Regions from separate parts of the Homo sapiens genome. Here all the other regions are linked to region 1. Evidence: chromatin contacts called from ENCODE Hi-C or POLR2A ChIA-PET data. All regions are on one chromosome and are shown on one strand. Each heading gives the region's core, a stretch centred on a gene start or an enhancer-like site at or near the end of the contact. The rest is flanking DNA. Distances are from core to core; before and after follow the strand shown. Region 1 overlaps INTS6 (integrator complex subunit 6). Region 2 overlaps DHRS12 (dehydrogenase/reductase 12). Region 3 overlaps WDFY2 (WD repeat and FYVE domain containing 2). Region 4 overlaps WDFY2 (WD repeat and FYVE domain containing 2).

Region 1 (3,260 bases), core at 377-2,876:
TTGCACTTGGTTGTTAAGTATGGATAGTTTTTTTTTTTTTTTTTTAATTTAGCTAGCAAGGTATTCTCTTGATTTGTATATTTATTAGATACCAGTTATTTGGTATTACCAATTATCAGGGTTTGGAAGGATAAGTTTGCATTTGCTTTGTCTGTTATAATAACCTTTTTTAAAAAAACATAGCTACCTTTGAACCAAGTTTGGATTTATGTAGCTCGTATTTTATTGCATTCTGTTGAAGAATATTAGTACTACCTGCATCATTTCAATGACATTTTTAGCACCAGAAAAAGATTCTCCAGAGATGTTTTGAGTATTTTGGAAAAAGTTTAATTCTGGGCCTCTTTCTCTGTGATTTGAAGCACTCACAGAACTCAGTTATTCATGTAATAACATTGATTGCTAATAACGTTGATTACTAAATTTAAATGCTAAAGCTTGTCCTAAGACTTAACTTTTTTTTTTTAAATGAACCACCTATATTAGTAAAAAAAAAAAAAAATTAAGTATGTACCATTCCCAGTGTATGCACATTTTTAAATTTAGAAATTATATATGTGACTACTGCATTAATATTATTATGTTAAAAACATATATTAAAATAGAACTTTAAAAAGATGAGAGGAAAAAATTTATACAAAGGAAATTCTGATCTTTGCTTCTTGAATAACATGGATCATGATTTATACTAGGGGTCAGCAAACATTTTCTTTGAAGGGCCAGATAGTGAACATTTTAGGTTTTTCAGCCTGTATAGTGTGTACTGGAACTATTCCACTGTTGGAGGGCAAAAGCAGCCATAGACAGTATGTTAAATGAGTGAGAGTGGCCGTGTTCAATAAAATTTTATTTACAAAAAATAGGCTCTGGGCTGGATTTGGTTGGTGGGCTATAGTTTGCTGATCGCTGGTGTATACCCTGTTTTGTAGACTACTGTTCTAGACCTTGGAGTTGTATTGTACTACTTCTGTTAGATCCTTTTCACATTAGTTTTAGAGAGTGGACTTTATGGAATTGATTTTTCCTTTATGAAGTGGGTAGAACACCACTAGTAGAGAGTATTCAGTTAAAGTGAACAGATGCTTATTGAACAGTAGTGAAGTTCAGATGCAGGGTTAGGTACTGGCTCATGAGTTTGATATGAGAGGTACAGTTATGGCATAGTGTAAGATGTAAAATTATTAAAGCACAAGCTAATAAGATGGTACAGTTGAGAAAGTGAGGCCGGAGCTGGCTCTAGGAAATGTCTTGAGTTGGATTTTGAAAGGTTAATTCAAGTTTGTGAAGTAGATGTATGCAAAGACATAAAGGTCACTGAAGAGAGTTTGGGAGAACTGTATGTACCTCAGTATTGATAGCTGGCAAAGTGTTCAAGAAAAACAGCAGCAGGAAATGAGACTAGATAGATTGGCATGGCACGTCCTATATTCTCTGCCAAGGAGTTTCGACTTTGTCTTACAGATTGATGAAAACCTTATAGATTGAACCTTACAGATGGGAACCTTATGGATTGAAGAGATTTTAGTAGAGGAGAAAGTTATTAGATTTGCATTTTAGAAAGAAGTAGCGTGGACTATACAAAGAGCAGGTTTTTTTGGCACCTCATCTGTTTTCACTTCCTCATAAAAGAGGACATGATTGTAGGTTGAACTATACCAGACATAAAATTAAGAAACTTGGAGTGCTATTTAGCAATAAAAAGGAATGAATTGTGACATGCTACAACATGGATGAACTTGAAAAACATTACCCTAGATGCAAAGGACCTCATATAGCATTATTCCATTTATATGGAATGTCCATAAAGTTGATTAGTGCTTGCCTGGAAGTGTTTGGGAGACTGACTGCAAATGGGCACAGGGATCTTTTTAAGATGTTGGAAATGTTCTAAAACTGCATGGTGGTGATGGTTGTACAACTCTGTAAATTTACTAAAACTCGTTGAACACATAAAATGGATGAATTTCTCAATAAAGTTGTTAAAAAATTAGAAAGACTTTACCTTTGCAATTTGTTGGGGTAAAACTTTGTTGAAGAAAGTATTTCAGTATTGCAGGTTGTCAAGTGATTGCTCTTTCCTCTGAACAAATATTGACCTTAAACTACTAGAAGCTAAAAAAAAGTTTTGATTTTTTAATCAAAAATTCCTTTTGGATGTACATTGGATATTCCTAAGGATACACATTTTTAACTGTGGAGTGTAACAATAGGAACTAACAATAAATAATTGGGTTGGCATTAAGTTTTATGGGATTCACTTTGACTTTAATAATTTTTTTTGAGACAGGATCTTGCTTTGTTGCCTAGAATTTCTTAATTTTCCTTTCCTTAATAAATATGATATGAGGAGAACCTTCTTCATTGCTTATATTGGATAATAGTATTAAAGTTAGAAATAGCCTAAGGGAAATTTACTTGATTTTTTTTTTTCAAGGAAATATACTAAAGAAAAAGCTGATATAGGATGCTTTTAAATTTATAAATTGTTTCCTCATAATCTTAACAGTTATAGGAAATGAATAAAGAGAATGCAAAACAATTGGAAAATGGTTAATTTCATTCAATAAATATGTATTTAGGGCTTACCATGTGCCTAGGCACTGTTCTTAGAAACAGATTGTGAAGGACTGTTACTGTATTACTTTCTTTTATTCCTGGCTACTAAAATAATGTATGAGGTTGAGCTTAATTATTTTAAAAAATGTGTAAACTTAAGTGTTTAACTTTTATTGTTTACAAGGTAATTTCACATCTCCTGTAATTCTCAATTCTGTGACGGTGAGGAAAATGTCTTAGTAAGGCTGATTTCTACCTAAGAGGCAGAGCTAGGACTTGACTGTTTGTTTTATTTTTTCAGGTCCATTGCTCTTTACACTCTAGTGTGGGATTAAAAGAAAAAAACAAGCAACAGTATTGTACTGCATAAGGACAGTCATATAGGTCAGTGAGATAGAATTGAGAGTCTAGCAGCAAAACACATACATTTATAGTCAGTCGATTTTTGACAAGAGTTAAGACAGTTTAATGAGAAAAGAATAATTTTCTGGCCGGGTGCAGTAGCTCACGCCTGTAATCCTAGCACTTTGGGAGGCCAAGGCAGGTGGATTGCCTGAGCTCAGGAGTTCGAGACCAGCCTGGCCAACCCGGTGAAACCCCATCTCTATTAAAAAATACAAAAAATTAGCCGGGTGTGGTGGCATGCGCTTGTAATCCCAGCTACTCGGGAGGCTGAGACAGGAGAATGGCTTGAACCTGGGCGG
Region 2 (3,260 bases), core at 198-2,697, 380 kb before region 1:
AAGCAAACCCTGGACATCAGAATCCCCAGTGGAATTTAATTAAAAAAACAAAAACAAAAACATGAACACCTGGTCTCTAACTCATGTCTTCTCAATGAGACTCTCCTGGGGTGAGAGACAAGGGGAGGGGGAGCCTCAAAGTCCACTGCAATTTGGATGTGGATGGTAGTTATGAACCAAGGCCCCCAAAATACCTGGAGAGAGGAGTGCATTGAACTAAACTTCCTCCTTGCTGGGGTCCAGCCTCCAGGGCTAGAGCAGCCTCCCGCTTCCCTCCCCTAAGCTTGACTATAAAGAGGTGCTTCAGGTGCACTGTAAAGTCTTCAGTCAGCAGAAGTCTTCCTCATGGTAAATGCCAGAATTTCCTGCATGAGCTCAACGATCCTGGGTCACCAAATGGCTCTGCAGTGGCTAGAAAAGTTTGCTGCATCTCTCCAGAGCCTCTTCAGGAAAAATGGATGTTCCAGCAGAAGGTGGGGAACTAGGTTGTGAATTTATCACTTTTTAAGATGCTGAAGATGTTTTCTTTTTTCCTCTCTCTAAATCCAAGTTAGGCATTTTTCAGGGGACTATTATATCATTTGAAGCTTTATTTAATTATCTGCCAAGTCAGGGAGAGGATTAATTGCATCTTAGCAGCTGGGAAGCACTCTGAAGTGCGGAGAGGAGGAGAGAAGAGGGGCTAGTGTTGTGGTTAGCCTGTAGCCTCCCATGAAACACCCCATTTAATCAAGTGGGTGATTTTTAGTAAAGAAAGCAGACTCCATAACGATTCGTTCTTAGCTGCCACGGCGAAGGCATTCTGCTTTAAATTGACCTTGATTGATGATGGTGTGGCATTTGCTGGGATAATATGAGGGCTGCTGATGGACTCAACATTCAGTCAATACTTGAGTCTCTACTACATGCTAGGCAAGTGGCTGTCTACTTTGGCTGAACATTACATCACCAGGGGAGCTTGTAAAACATACCCAGTCCTGGGCCTATCGCCTAGATCTTTAAAAGCTCCCTACATGAGTCTAAAGTGCAGCCAGGTTTAACACATCTGGGTCAGCTACTATGCTAGATGCTAGGGAGGCATATGTGACCCAGATCAATGTTTCTTATCCTTGATGTGTTCAGGCCCTCAAAAAATCAGGATGTTATTCCAGACGCACTGTCAGCACAGGTAGGCAATAAGGTTCCAGCACCTCCCTCACCATCGCCCTTGCTGCTCTTAACTCTGGGAACCACCCATCTAGGCTTAACAGAAGAGTGTCAACTGTGAGCCCATATGTCTTCATTTTTCATTAGGAAGAGCTGGTTTCTGTAGCTCTCGCTGTAACTCACAGATGGTTTCATTGAATTCCACCAGGTGGCACAGTTCACCTGGTTTGTCGAGATCAAGCCCCAGCAGAAGATGCCAGGGGTGAGATCATCCGGGAGAGCGGTAACCAGGTGAGCAGCTCCTCACCCCTCCTGCTGGGTTTCCTTGCCTCCATGGTCAGCTGTGAGGAGGCTGGACTCCTACCCGCTTTCCCTGGGTTGAAGAGGGCCTGTGTTTGTGCTTCTGCTTTGGAAGCAGCCTCGGCCAGCAGGGAGCTGGGCCCTGCTTTTGAATGGCTAGGTTTGACAAGGGGATAAGTGGGGGCACTGAGGCTTGACCGCATGGTCCTGAGCTGCCTGTGAAACCAGCAGAGGCCAGCAGGCAGAGGCCCATTACACTGGACAGTGATACTTCCAGTCTCCTCACCTCAGAGGGAGCCCACATCAGCAACACACAGCAAGGGTCACCCGGGTGCCACGGAGCCATGCATTGACCCGATGTGCTCTAATAAAGAGAAACACCGGCAGCATTTGGGTCTTGATGAGAGCTACTTTCTGACACGAGCCTTCAGAGCTGCCTCACATTTTGTGGTCTTTCTGTTCTGAAAGAGCTGGAACCAGGATTGGCTACATAATTAGTGGGGCTCGGTGCAAAATGAAAATGCAAGACCCTTGTGTAAAAGTTATTTAGAATTTCTACACAACAAAGGCAGGACATTAAACCAAGCTTGAGGCCTTTCCAGTCGCAGGGCGTGTGCAGCTGTATAGATCATATTCCCATGATCCATCGTGTAGCCATAAGGCTGCCCTGAATGGAAAACCCTGACCCCCAAAAGGACCCTCAGTCATGGCTGCTCGCTCACTGTCACTAAAGAACATCCTCATTCCATTCCTACCTCTTCTCTAGGAGACCCCACAATTGGAGGGCCTGTAGGAGGGAAGCTGGGGAGGGACAGACAGTACCCACCCTCAGGCATGGACCCTGGTCAAAGAGAAGAATGCCCCTCTCTAGGATGGAATATTTTGCATCAACTTTGAAATAACATTTTCACACCAAGTGTCTGTTCCTTTCCCTTTCTCATGGAAATCCCCAGTCTCATGCCATCAGGTGCCTTACAGAGGCTTAGTGCTGGCGGCAAGTGTGAGGGTCTCTAAATCTTCCTCTAATGTCTGCAAGTGCCGCTGCGATCTGCGGGCTGCAGTTCTCGAGATTGAAAGCTGGCTGTCTGCCTGCTGATAACTTTCGGTGGTGCTGCTGCAGGATGCAACAAGAATACTAATCTCAGGCCACGGACAGGAGGAGGTTTGCCTGGATTCCAGCCTGCTGTGGTGTGGGCCACAGGCTTTAAAAAGTATATTTAAATGAAAAATGATGATAATATGGATCTGTTTGGCTTATATCTAATTCCACCATGTTTAGGAGGGGTAGAGAGCTGAAAAGGGGAGCAAGCATGTTCCTGCACTGGGGAGAAAGCAAGCCCTTGCCTACTGCCCCCCTCACCTCCATACAGATACACTTGACGGGATTTGAATGCACACACAGGACATTCACTGCTCTCTCGGGTTTATAAGTGGCCTCCAGCACTCAGAGGTGGAGCGTCCAGGATGAGGGTACCTGTCTGCTTATGCCAGTGTCTGTGGTTTCCCTGACTCAGTGTCTCCTCCAGGCTCTGCCAGGGATCAGCTGTCCCTCCCTGCTTATGAAGAGGCCCCACTCCACAGCTTCATCTGGTCTACCTTTGGTAGGCAGCCCACACACAAAAGCGTGGTATGAAGGAGGGAGTTGGGCTCTGATACGAGTCCTGGTTTTGCACTTTCTGGCCTGTGAGCTTGGGCAAAGTTCTTAGCTTCCCTGAACATTCATTTCCTCATTAAAAAATAGGGGTAACTTGACTTTATTAGTTTTTTAACATGTATTTAAGGGTGAACCGTATGCCAAACAGCTGGAGACACAG
Region 3 (3,260 bases), core at 193-2,692, 310 kb before region 1:
CAAAAATCTCTTTCCCAGAACTGAGACTTGCTGTGTTTGGGACCTCCCAGGGCCCAGAACGAGCCTACTACTTAGGAAGAGCTCAACAATATGTCTAAATCACCATGGACTCTCTTAAAGGTCCTCACTCTAGCTTTACAGGAATGAGTTGTGTTGTAGCCACATTAGTGATGGGCAGATACTACTGTTTAGGAACAATAATAAGGTAACCATCTAACCTGCTACATTTGCCTTCCTGTTAGTTAGTGACCTTCCTAGGCCATTTCCTGTTTTTCTCAAATATATTTCTTGATAAAAATAAAGTGAAAATGCTTTAAACTCTTTAAGAAAGATAAGACACAATGCCAAGGTCATATTTCGTATCAGAACAAGCCTGCAAAACACGGGACCTTTGAACCATATGTGGCTGACAAGAGTGCTTAGAAGGTGCTACTGTCTCTTTTCTGACCTGGAGGCAACAATACAAAACTCACAGAGCTCCTATCAGCCACCATACAGTGAGTGGGTGAGTGCCTGATTACTTTAGAGTCAAGAAGTCAGGCTGAAAGCCACCTCTGCCTAAAGCAAACCTGGGAACCATCAGGTCCATCACCAGGCCTGCGGAATGCACCTCTGAATCCTACCTTGAATCCATCCATTCCTTGTTTTCCCACTGTCACAGTCCCATCTCAAGGGACAGTTCCCTACTAGCTTTCCAATTCCACTCTCTACTGCCAGACAACCTTTTAAAATCCAATCAGGTTACCTTCTTTGCTTCAAACTCTTTAATGGTCTCTCAGTGACCACTGGATATGCCCAGCATGGTCTCAGTGATGGGAAGTGACTCTTGCTTTCTGGCTGCCCCTCCACCTTGACCTCCCCTCTCCTTCCCTCATACCCAGTGTTCCTGCCAAAAAAGAGTGACTGGCAGTTCTCTAGAGAGCCATGCTCTCACACATCTCCTTGCCTTGAACACGCTGGTTTTCTCTGCCTGAGATACTCTTCTCAGTTGTTTTCCATGAACTCAATACTTACACATCCCCAAAGAGCTGAGGTCAGGCAGACTCCTGAGGAGGCCGTCACTAACTGCCTCCACTTCCTTGGAGTGGGCTGCCCTTCTGTGTTCCCAGAAGCGCAAGGTGCTTGCTCCCCACCAGCCCTTGCCACGATGCACTAGAACTGTGCTTTAGCTTTTGTCTCTCTCACTGGGTTGTGAAGAATTTGAGGACAATGACAATTTTACTCTGGGACTGGGAGGAATGGCTGAGATGACAAGGGACAGCACAGAGCGTAAAGAGAAGGGGATCCAGGGAAGATCCTGGGAAACCGCAGACCACAGTGGAGCCTGAGAAAGCCAGCAGCGTCATAGAAGAAAAGCCAAAGGAAGGCCGTTACAGCCAGAAGGAATGGCCACAATGTAAAATGCTGCTGAAAAGTTAAGTACGACAAGGTTTACAACGTGTCCCAGCAGGCCACTGGTCACCTCGGGGACAGCAGTTTCAGTGGCGTAATAACGACAAACCAGATTGCAGGGAGCTGGAAGGCAAATTGGAAGTGAAAAATATGAAGCAGCTGGGAAAATTATATTCTTTTAAGAAACACGATTGTTTGCTACAACTTGGATGAACCTTGAGGGCATTATGCTGAGTGAAATAAGCCAGTCACAAAAGGACAAATACTGCATGATTCCACTCCTATGAGTCACCTAGACTAGTCAAATTCATAGAAACAGAAAGCAGAGTAACAGTTTCCAGGGACTGGGGGGCCGAGGGGGAGGATGGGGAGTTAATGTCCAAGGGAACAGAGTTTCAGTTTCACAAGATGGAAAAGGTTCTGTGATGGATGGTGATGACTGCACAACAGTGTGAATGTAGTTAATGTCATTGAACAGCACATTTAAAAATGGTTAAAATGGTAAACTTTATGTTTTATACATTTTACCACAATTTTTTAAAAAGAAGCATTGCTATTAAGAGAATAAGAAGGAACTTGCTATAAGACATGGGATTGAGAGGGTGTTGCTTTGTTTTTCTACCAGAGGCAAAAAACATAAGCATATTAATAAATTGAGAAGAATGAGTTAGTCAAAAGAGAGATCAAGGCAATCCATTTTGGCGTGGAGACCCTGCAAATAGACTGGGGCCAGAGGAAAGCAGCTCTCCTGCACTGAGAAGAGAAGAATGGGCTGGAGGAAGACTGCTCTCCTGCACTGAGAAGAGAAGAATGGGCTGGAGGAAGGCAGCTCTCCTGCACTGAGAAGAGGAGAAGTGGGGAGAGAAAAAGTTTGTTTGTTGGGGTGAGGGGGATATACAGTGGGCAAGAAATATGTGGTTTTTTTTTTTTTTTTAAAGCTTCTATTTGATAGCTTTTGAAGGAAGAGGCAAGGAATGAGATGGCGATGGGGGCTTGGGAAGGATGGTGAAGGTCTCTGTTTAGGGGCCTGGGAGAAGGAGTGAACTGAGGACAGGGAGAGGGATTATTAGGCAACTTCATGAGTCTGCACAGGAAATCGTGAGTGTGCAATGGTAATGATGGTCTAAGCCTCAAGGCAGCGTGACTACTGTAGACCCAGCAGCTGGCTGCACAAGAAGAAAAGGTGGAGAGTTAGTCTGAATCAGACAGGCTTGCCAAGAAGGCAGAACATTTACATTCACAGAACTGAGAACGCTGAGAAGCCGTGGGTGAAGCGATGCACCACTGGGAGGAAAGGTGATGCAGGGGAAGAGACGCTGGGAAAATGGAAGGACCGCGGGCTAGAATGCGCCACAAGGGGAAACAGTAAGTGGAATGAAGAAAGGTGTAGGGAATTGGAGGATGAGGAGGCTGAAGTCTGCAGTGACGCACAGAAGTTTAAGACTTCTGAGGTGGGACAGTTCTGGGTCCCCCCCAGAACCCCAGGCCCAGTCTTGGCCAAAGTGTAGGTGAGGGTGTAAGCGGCTAAAAAAGAAATTCAGTCAGGGAAGACCAGGGTCCTATCCATAGGGGATATTTCCATGTGTTCTTCCTCCCAAAGGCATAAATAATTAAGATGATCTTTTATGAATCTTCTTCCTTGGATTCAATTTTTTCCTTACTATATGTTTCTTATTCTAGCATTCCATTTTTTCCCTTTAGGAAGCCCCTTATGAACCAGGTACTATCCAATTTTACATCCTCTTTCCCCTACTTTTTTTCTTATATGACATCTAAACTCAGTATTCTCCTGTTTTACACAAAATCATGGGTTTGTAGCTGGTAGAAAACGGAAAAGCCCTTTAAGAACCATGAAAACTGGCGATGAC
Region 4 (3,260 bases), core at 366-2,865, 290 kb before region 1:
TTATCTCCAGGAATTTGTGGAGAATAGGTTTCCATAGTACTCTAGTTATCAATTTTTTGTAATCCTCTGTAGATAAAATGAACTTATATGAAATATTAAGAGACTCAAAGAATAATGGCATATGAAGAGAAGTTTCTAGTGATATGCTCATTATACTTATACCTGTGAGGCCAAACATTATTTTAACAAAGACATAGGAAATGGCATGTTATGCTTATACATTTAAGAAAAACACAAAATTAGTCAGAAATTAATATATTTAATGACAACTGGGATTTCTAAATATCTTGGTAAGCTGAGGTGATGGGCTAAATAAAATGAGATTGTGAATAACAGGATGTAAAGTCCAGCATTTAGGCTAAAAACAAAAATAAAAACAAGAAACAGCTTCAAAAGTACTGAAGATATAGCTTTAAAATAACTCAATACATTTTAAAATAACTAAAAGAGTATAATTGGATTGTTGGTGACATGAAGGATAAATACTTGAGGCGACAGATACCCCATCTACCCTTACGTGATTATTGTGTATTTCATGCCTCTATCAAAATGTCACATATACCCCACAAATATATATACCTACTATCTACCCATAAAAATTAAAAATTAAAAAAAAAAACAAAGAAAAAAACAAACAATTCAAGTGAGAACTGTGGAGGAGCTTGAGTTGATTGCTCCACATGGCTGCCAGAAATTCACCCTATATAAGAACAGTGCTCAGGAAAAGAGAGAAGGGAAATATAATTTTGTACTTATCAGATTACATGGATGTATTAGTTACCTATTGCTGTGTAACAGATTACCCCAAAACTTAGTGCCTTAAAACAGTAAATGTTAATTATCTCAGAGTCTGAAGTATTGGTGCAGTTTAGCTGCATGCCTCTGTCAAAAAGTCTCTCACAGGATGGAATCAAGGTGTGGAATGGAACTGTAGTCTCATCTGAAACCTTGATGGGGAGAATCTGCTTCCGAACTCTCTTACATAGTACTGGCTGGATTCAGTTCCTTGTGGGCTATTAAACTAGGGTGTCAGTCCCTTACTGGCTGTTGACAAGGCCTCCCTCAGTTCCTCAGCACGTGGGCTTCTCCACAGGGCAGCTCACAACATGGCAGCTGGCTTTCATCAGAGCAAGCACACAAAAGCACAGAGTGGGCAAACAAGGTGGAAGTTTTGGTATCTTTGTAACCTAATCTCAGAAGTGATATCCATCACTTGCCATATTCTAGGTCTAGCCCACACTGGAGGTACAGGGTAAATTCCAGGAGGCAATGATCATTAGGAACCATCTTAAAGGTTACCTACCACAGGGTATCATATTTTCAAATGGTCTTAAAGGTACCATATGATATCCCAAATATGTGACCAAGCCAATTAAAAAAATTTTTTTAAGTAATGTATTTTTAAAACTTGATAAATAATAATTGCATATATTTATAGGATACATGTAAAAACTGTTTTAAAGAATAAAGGCTCAGGTAACTTAAAATAAAAATTACAGATGTAAAATATATAGGCTGGAAAAGAGAAGTGAGAGCAGAACACTCAAGATTGAAACAGGAGACAGAAGGGAAGGGGCAGAAACTTTCACTGCTGTTTTAAAATAACTGAAAGATTGTCATGTGTAAGAGAGATTGTACTCAGTTTCTGTAGGTCCAACAGGCTAAGCAAACACCAATAGAGGAACATTTATCACTTATCACACAATGTTTTAATGGCCTGCTTACCATCCGTATCCTCTCCATGATTATAAACTGCTTATGCACAGACACTATACATGTCTGGTTCACTATTACAATTCTGTTACCAGAACACAATAGACACTCAATAAATATTTGATGAATGATATGTGAGAAAATTAAAGAATAAAGAGAAATAAATTTTAGCTCCAAATTTTAAAATAAAGAACTTAATGCTTAGAATTTTCCAAAATCACAATGGTTCCTGTGTCTCTGGAGGTACTAAAGTAGAGGCTGGATGATCATCCTCTCATTAAAGGCGAGTCAAGAGAATTGGAGGAAATGACCTCTAAGTGTTAAAAGGTCTACCTCAAACTTTCTGGTTCCACAACATTGTTAGTCTGAATAAAGAAATCCCTTCCAAAAATTGTTGTCAGATGGCCTGTCAATGTTGAAGACATGATAAAACCACAATTCTTCCCCTTGGACAACACACTCTGAGCACTTTTAAAACATTTAACCAAATACAAGATGAGTCCTATTAAGGCAGCTTTTTACTGGACCCACTTTCTAAACCTGCTGTACGTTGAAAAGCAGCATGGTATAGTAGGAAGACAAAGGCTGTGGGTTTGGGAGTCAAGCTGACCTGATCTGGCTCTGCACTTAATTAGAACCCCAGGCAAGCCACCCAACCTCATTGGGCCTCAGTTTCTTAATTCAAAACACAGGGATAACACTCACTCAAAAGGTTGCTCTGTTTTGTTTCCCTGATGATTGTAAAGTATGTATTCTCTTGTGGCAGTGAAAACCACCAAGAAGTATTTTAGAATCTGGGTAATGAAGGTACTCCTCTCACTCCCTACCTTGATAGTTTTTCACAGGAGTCATCTTGTTATAATCTTCTGACAATATAAACTCCTGTAAAAGAAAAGAAAACTATTAAACAAAAATAAATTCTTTAAGTGAATGACTATATTTGGTAAAACCAGACTGAATAAAGCGAATTGTCATGACGATTACATCCAACATTAGTATTTTGCCCATCAACTCAGAATTTTTGTACCCTTTTAAAAGTAACAATCAAAATTATGATCCAATGCAGTTATCATAATTTTACCTTATAAGTGTTGACTTTTTGTGTATGCACAAGAAGAAAACCAGATCAGTTCAGCATCTTGATACCGGTCGATTCTGAAGATAAACCTAATTCAAAATATTTTTCTTTCAAGGGTGCCACAGCTAAAAATTTGCAAGGCTCTAACCAGTAAGGAAATGGATAGCATTTCTGCTAAAGAAATAAATTAGATATTTTAAAGATTATTTTTCTAAGATTAGTAATTTATTTCCCCTTACTTACTATAAGCATCTGAAGGTTGCATCTTACTCATCCCTGTATCCCCAGGACACCGGGCACAGTACCTTGGCACAGTAGGTAATTAATAATGGTCACACAAAAGCACTTCTCAATGTAATGAGATTAGTCTGAATGTCAAATTTACTGAAAAAATCAGTTTCTGTATCGCGCATTATATATACCCTTGGTGGGGACACATAAGTGTCTGTTGTTTCACCCATGCATCTGC

The links. A loop is a pair of places that touch in the nucleus more often than their neighbours do. ChIA-PET counts read pairs that join two places held with the same protein, here RNA polymerase II (POLR2A). Pooled maps may share reads with other maps.
Region 2: a pooled map shows a loop between it and region 1 (2.4-fold over the local background). The contact joins two enhancer-like sites. A Hi-C loop is called at or near these places in 3 of 50 pooled maps. POLR2A ChIA-PET finds 5 or more read pairs at or near these places in 10 of 52 experiments (A673, CD4-positive, alpha-beta memory T cell, H1 and 7 more).
Region 3: a loop to region 1 is called in a map of CD8-positive, alpha-beta T cell, with 1.9 times the contacts of the local background. The contact joins two enhancer-like sites. A Hi-C loop is called at or near these places in 13 of 168 maps with a recorded cell type or tissue (CD8-positive, alpha-beta T cell, Caco-2, Calu3 and 7 more), 1 of 37 single-sample maps with no recorded cell type and 7 of 50 pooled maps. POLR2A ChIA-PET finds 5 or more read pairs at or near these places in 2 of 52 experiments (OCI-LY7 and PC-3).
Region 4: a pooled map shows a loop between it and region 1 (5-fold over the local background). The contact joins two enhancer-like sites. A Hi-C loop is called at or near these places in 1 of 37 single-sample maps with no recorded cell type and 3 of 50 pooled maps. POLR2A ChIA-PET finds 5 or more read pairs at or near these places in 3 of 52 experiments (OCI-LY7, Panc1 and activated naive CD4-positive, alpha-beta T cell).

Annotation. Positions count from the first base shown.
Region 1 is chr13:51,417,542-51,420,801 of GRCh38, reverse strand. The region is part of intron 4 of INTS6 (integrator complex subunit 6); the gene reads left to right. Among named protein-coding and RNA genes, the nearest start is that of INTS6, 34 kb to the left of the region's middle. Within about 2 kb of position 1,626, at least 3 of the 41 ENCODE cell types and tissues checked have a DNase peak (open chromatin) inside an H3K27ac peak, as active enhancers do; they include OCI-LY7, where a contact is called at or near this core.
Region 2 is chr13:51,796,003-51,799,262 of GRCh38, reverse strand. The region is part of intron 2 of DHRS12 (dehydrogenase/reductase 12); the gene reads left to right. Among named protein-coding and RNA genes, the nearest start is that of DHRS12, 6.5 kb to the left of the region's middle. RefSeq lists enhancers at 1,532-1,611, 1,682-2,210. Within about 2 kb of position 1,447, at least 4 of the 41 ENCODE cell types and tissues checked have a DNase peak (open chromatin) inside an H3K27ac peak, as active enhancers do.
Region 3 is chr13:51,728,478-51,731,737 of GRCh38, reverse strand. The region is part of intron 6 of WDFY2 (WD repeat and FYVE domain containing 2); the gene reads right to left. The region is part of intron 1 of LOC124903177 (a long non-coding RNA gene); the gene reads left to right. Among named protein-coding and RNA genes, the nearest start is that of DHRS12, 74 kb to the left of the region's middle. Within about 2 kb of position 1,442, at least 15 of the 41 ENCODE cell types and tissues checked have a DNase peak (open chromatin) inside an H3K27ac peak, as active enhancers do.
Region 4 is chr13:51,702,931-51,706,190 of GRCh38, reverse strand. WDFY2 (WD repeat and FYVE domain containing 2) reads right to left here. Exons shown (of 12, transcript NM_052950.4): 4 at 2,541-2,595. Among named protein-coding and RNA genes, the nearest start is that of DHRS12, 100 kb to the left of the region's middle. Within about 2 kb of position 1,615, at least 2 of the 41 ENCODE cell types and tissues checked have a DNase peak (open chromatin) inside an H3K27ac peak, as active enhancers do; they include OCI-LY7, where a contact is called at or near this core.